2 separate regions of the Homo sapiens genome follow, and region 2 is linked to region 1. The links are chromatin loops, found by intact Hi-C in ENCODE. Cell type or tissue: dorsolateral prefrontal cortex. All regions are shown on one strand. Each heading gives the region's core, and the rest is flanking DNA. Links, peaks and the distances in the headings are about the cores only.

What was found. Peaks named below come from ENCODE experiments on the same cell type or tissue, not always from the same donor. Only the 100,000 strongest peaks of a DNase experiment are listed, where the experiment ranks them.
Region 2: it touches region 1 in a loop (2.3-fold over the local background); 4 of 110 quality-filtered maps call a loop at or near these places.

Annotation. Positions count from the first base shown.
Region 1 is chr3:138,302,062-138,304,982 of GRCh38, forward strand. It overlaps NME9 (NME/NM23 family member 9), which reads right to left. Exons shown (of 11, transcript NM_001349018.2): 9 at 2,812-2,921; 10 at 1,446-1,582. Among named protein-coding and RNA genes, the nearest start is that of NME9, 26 kb to the right of the region's middle. In dorsolateral prefrontal cortex, for the core only: no CTCF peak of the experiment used is centred there; a DNase peak (open chromatin) is centred at 1,566; H3K4me3 peaks cover 1,810 bases; H3K27ac peaks cover 2,500 bases.
Region 2 is chr3:138,179,204-138,182,124 of GRCh38, forward strand. No RefSeq gene overlaps it. Among named protein-coding and RNA genes, the nearest start is that of DBR1, 5.7 kb to the left of the region's middle. In dorsolateral prefrontal cortex, for the core only: a CTCF peak has its summit at 1,618 (motif pointing right); a DNase peak (open chromatin) is centred at 1,600.

The DNA.
Region 1 (2,921 bases), core at 238-2,737:
TCTTCAGCTGGGGAATAGTGGAGCCAGGATTCAAACCCGGGATTGTCTATCACCTTGACTCCTGCCTTTTTTTAGCAGGAATAGTGCTAACTACAGTGGAGGCATATGCTGCTCCCCAAAGCTGAGAGACAGTGACATATCAGAATAAATGGGCAGAACAGCACCCCAGCCAGGCTGCCAGTGTCCAAAGGAGGCTGTGCACTTATTCCCAGGATGTGGTCTGCAGATAGCCCCTTTTCTTATCACCTGAGGCCAAAAAGTCAGTCTCATGATCTTCCAGCACTCCCAACAGCCCAGTGAGAACTTCCCAGCCACCTGCCACAGACTTGGCTCTGAGTTACAGCCATTTGCTTCCAATCACCACCCCCCATTCCCAAAAGCTTGAAGGTGCCCCACAACCCTGGACACATAAGGAAATGCATCATGGACTCTCTGAGGGCAGGTCCCAGAGGAAAGCTGGCCTGGAGTGTCAGTGGGTCTCTGATCCACATAGAGCCACACTTCCCAAGAGTTCCTGGCTCCCCAGCCTCTGTGGCACGCTCAGCTTGTTCCTCAGCTGGCAGTGGGAATAATTCTACTTCATAGAGCAGTGGCAAGTCCACCTATTTTGACTTGGCTGCATTTCAGATCTTGAGACCATGAGCATATCAAACATTTAGGCAAATATATTGATTAAAACCCAAACATTTAGACACACATTTCAGATGTGAATGTGACCTCCCGAGAATCCAACCCTCACATCCTTTGGGTTTTCCCAAAATAATCATCTCCCAGCCTCTTCCACTCATTTCATGCTCAAACCAGAGACATGTAATGCAGCAGTTCCACTGGTTGTGGGGTAGACTGAGTCACATGGGCTCCGGACCCCTTGGGGTTCTCACCCAGATTTGGAGGTGGCATTGCCACCTGGCATGCCTTTCCCAGAGGCTGTCCGAATGCTTCCCATGAAGGGAAGGTCCTAAACAACGGTCATGCATTGAAATGTGGTGTTGAGGGAGATGAAGTCACAGCAGGCTCCAGGTTGAGGGCCCTTCCGTATAGCTGCGTTTCTCAGTGAGCCCTTAGGGGCTTAACATGGAGTGTGTGGAGCAGGTCTGGCCTCTGACTGGCTTTGAGGTAGGCTTTCAGAAAGTTAATGAAATTTTCCCAATGGTTTCCACAGGGAAATGCAAATAAAGTACTTTTTGTAACAAAAATATGACTCCAAGATAAGCAGCAAAAAATTTAATGAGGTATTAAAAAGCAACACTGTTGCTCTATGAGAACACAAAACAGTTTAGTATTGATAATCAAGTTATATAATGACCTGTATTTTCAGAACAGGACTGTATTAGGTTGAAGACTTAGTTACCAAAAATTATCAATCCCCCACACACTCAAGCACATAGTTACAAATTCCTTGTATCTATGATTTAATAAAGACCAAGTCTGCCTTGATGACTTACCCTGAGGGGCTTCTGTATCTTTGTCTGAAAATTTCAAACTGGGGAAGAGCAATGCCAGTTCTCTGTCAGCATCTTCTCTGTCCCGGCTTCCATGGACGGCATTGAAGGGCATTTCTGTGCCGTACTGAGCTCGGAGACTGGGAACATTGGCAAAATGTAAAAGAAACAATTGTTTCATTTGAAAAGAAATGTTTTGCTTTCTGGCAACATGATCACCGACTACCAATCAGCACCCTGCATTCCTGTGAAATTGATTTCTCTGCAGGAAATACCAAGAACAGCAGCAATGATAATAGCAGCTGGCATTTATTTGGTCATGGCAGTGTGCTGGGCACATAGCTGGGTACTTTACCTACACGATCCCATTACATTTTCGCCACAGCTCTATGAGGGAGTCTACTGTTACCCCCATTTTAAAGATGCATGATTAATGGTGTAAGCACAGGAGCTGCCATTTTTTCGATATTACTACCAAAGGCTAGCACCATACCAAGTGCTTGATAAAGTTGTGCATAGTTATCCTTGCAATAACCTCGTAAGATAATATTGCTATGATTTCCTGTGTGTCAAGCACTACTCGGTGAGATATATACATGTATGTATACACAATCCTGATGGATGCTCATATCCCCGTTTTACAGTTGAGAGAACTCAGGCTGAGAAGAGACTTGCAGTGACCTAAGATCTGAATCCTGAGCTGGCTTTCACTAGCCCAGCCTGCCTCATATATAAATGTTCCTGGTCCCCTACACCTACAAAGTACAACTGCAGTTCCTTGGCTTCTCTAATTTCTTTCCTGTTGTCTGGGCCTGTCAGCTTCAAAGGCCAAGGTAAAGTGGATTTGGATTGCTGGCGCCAAGCTAAATACTCCCAAGTCCAAGGAGCAGGCCAAGCAAGCCCAGTGCAATGTGCAGAACAAGGTACTCAGACTCCCGAGGGCCTCAGACACCCTGATGGGGAGTAGGTTTGGATGGCATTGAGACTACAGTGCAGATTCTCAGGCCCTGGCCCAGAGTCTCTGATTGACAGGCTTGAATGGGGCCCTAGAATCTGTATGTTCCTGGGAGTACCCTGTGGAATCCTCTGGCCGAAAAGAGAAAACAGCGACTGAGGAATGAATCCAGAAGCAGCCTTCAGAAGAGGACAGAGCAGGAAGAGGAAGCAGCTTACAGGAGGCCCTCAGCAAAGGCTGAGGACTGGAACAGAGCGGGAAGATGTCAGGGTCTCCCCAAATATATAATAGAGAGCCTGGCCATCAGAGAGTCCTCTGTGTTACCCATGATTCTAGGCTGAACACTGAGTGGGACTCAGCCTCCTGGGATGCAGGTTTTAAGATGGATGAAAGGACCACAGCTGGTGACATCACCTTTCTGGCTGCTCCCTCCTGGCCACATTGGGGTCACGGGGGCCCATGACGGTTCGCCAGGTAGTGACCACGTCCTCGAAGCCCTCAGTCCTGGTGAGGATCAGGAGGTG
Region 2 (2,921 bases), core at 165-2,664, 120 kb before region 1:
TTTCCTTCTGTATAGATTTTGTTGAAATATAATAGAACAATGGATGCTTTTTACATTGTTAAATTTAACTTTTGCATTTTATTTTTAATCTATGGGAATTGTTTTCCTCTAGATCTTTTTTCTCCATGTAAAAAATTTTAATTAAGGTATAGCTTACTTAAAGTAACATAAATAACATTTTAAGTGCACAGTGTGATGATGCACATATGACAACCACCCATATCAAGATATAAAATATTTCCAGGCCAGCCATGGTGGCTCATGCCTATAAACTCAGCATTTTAGGAGGTCAAGGCAGGAGAATTGCTTGAGGCCAGGAGTTTGAGAACACCCTGGCAACATAATGAGAACCCTTTACAAAAAAATTAGAAAGAAAACATTAGCTAGGTGTGATGGTGGGTGCCTGTGTCCCTAGCTATTCAGGAGGCTGAGGTAGGAGAATCACTTGAGCCGGGGAGGTCAAGACTGTAGTGAGCCATGATCATGCCACTGCACTCCAACCTGGGTGACAGAACGAGACCCTGTCTTAAAAAAAAAAAAAGAGAGATTTACCAGAAAAAAAAAAAAACATTATTAGGGCAATTGACAAAATCTGAATAAGATCTGCAAATTAGATAGAAGGATATTAGCATTAATTTCCCAATTTTGATCATTTCACTGGTGTTATATAAAGGAATTCCTTGTTTTCAGGAAACACACACTGAAATATTTAGGTGTAAATGGACATCATTTCTGAAACTTATTCTCAAATTACATATATATATATAAGTAAAGATATATATATATCTTTACTTCTCTGCTCATACCTGTATTGCAGGGGCTAGAAGCTAAGGAACCACATTTTTTGGATTCCCTTGCCACCTTAGTTCTGGATTAGGTTTTACAAGTGGGAGGCACTTGTGTGAGATTAGGAGGTAGAGGAAAGGTAAAAGCTGTTTCTTTTCTGTCTCTGGCAACTGTGGTAGCAGCAGACAAGCCTGACCTTCTCAGTGGCAGCCAGCACCCTAAGCTCCTTCAGTGGTGATGAACGTTCTGCAGCTCCTGATCTCAAGTAAAATAAACCCTGCCTGTTTGCAACTTTAGGTCTTCCAATAACTTGTCATCTTTTTGTTTAAAAAACTTAGAAGGGATTCTGTTTTCCTGTATGATATGCCAGTCAAGATGTTATTCATGTAAAAGGCAGCAAGCAGATGTTTTTGACCACTGAAAAGAACTCCAGGGAGACAACACTCATGGACCCTTCCTAAAAAAAAAGACTATAATGAAATCCAGCCAAATAAGAGGTGAATAAAAATAAGAATTCAGGAAGGAAGAATTGTGTTTAAAAGATGGATGATTAAAAATGGAGCAGTGTAAAGGGACAGGAAATGTTGCAGAGTAGTTAATACAAGGTAGTTCAGGAAGGCCTTGCTGTTAGGGTGACATATTGAGCAGAAACCTGCATGAAATAAGGGAGTGCACTATGGTGTATTTGGGCAATGGGTTTTCAAATTCGCTTATAAGTAAAGTGTTAACAAACATCAGGAAAAACATTCATCATTGCTATCCATATCTTATAATTGAACTAAGTGATTATGGCACCTATTACCACCTGATGGCAGCACGCTACAAGAAAGCTGAGAGACAGAGACCTATGCCTGATGCAGTAAAACTGTAGTCAGTAATTGTACAGAAAAGCAAACATCACAGACAGATAAAAGAGTCCTGTGGTGTCTCTAATCTCTGAACTTATCAGAAATTTGGTAGACTTTCTGATTTTAGCAGGAAAAAAACAAGGAATATCTCCTGTGTATAGGTTTTATGGCTTCCAAATTATGTTCCTGTATTGTTAAGTGGTAAAAAGATCAGATCTGTTTTGTGTAATTTGTTATTATTGCTTCCCCATTTGAAATGCATCTGCCTAATGTGGTCACCCTTGCTTGAGGGAAGTAGGGGAGCCTTTCTATTACCTGGGCAATCCAGAAGGTCATATAACCATCAAAGATGGGCTGATAGTATATAGAGTGTTTCTTCTTCACCTATAAATAATTGGGGCTCTTGTCCTAATATGATTTTGGACAATCTGCCAGTGTTTCCACATCTATATCCAGGGAAGTAGTATCTTAATTGTTCGATTAGACAAATGTTCACGGATGAGCCATGATCTGTGTGGAATAGCATGCAGGGCTTTGCCTGCTTCATTCCTATTTACACTTCAGGTCAGAGCTTGGGTGCCAGCTCTACCATAAGGCCCTCCTATGATCTCAGTTCTGGTGAGGTTTCTCTCCTATGTACTCCCTTGGCCCCACACCCTCTCACTTACCACCCTACAGTGTAGTGACTTGTTAGCTTGACTCTCTACTTCTTGCCTGAAAGCTCTGTGAAAACAGGGAATATATCCATCTTGTTCATAATTGTATTCCACTCCTGGGCATTGTGCCTGGCACATAGTAGGTACCTAGTATATCTCTATCTATCTATCTATCTATCTATCATCTATCTATCTATGTTTTGTCAAATGAATAAATTTCCAGGATCCTTAGCTAGGTTCTCTTTTGTGAAATTCTTTTCATTATTAAAATAAATTAAAAGAGTTTCTTTTTCATTATTAAAGAAAAACAGTTGCTCAATCCACAGTGACTCAATTTTTTACACTTACATTTTTCATTGTGTATTTCCTAAAAACAAGGGCATTCTTTCCATGACAGCAGTACAATTATCAAAATCAATACATTAGCAATGATACCTTATCTACAGACTTTATTCAAATTTTTCCAATTTTCCCATTGATGTCCTTTATAGCAAAAGAAAAAAAAGTTTTCCCTTTTCTGAGATCCAATTACAGATCACAGGTTGCATTTAGCTGTCATATCATTTTGGTGTCCTTTAATCTGAAACAATTCCTCAGTTTTTCTTTCATGATATTTTTGAAGGGTATAGGT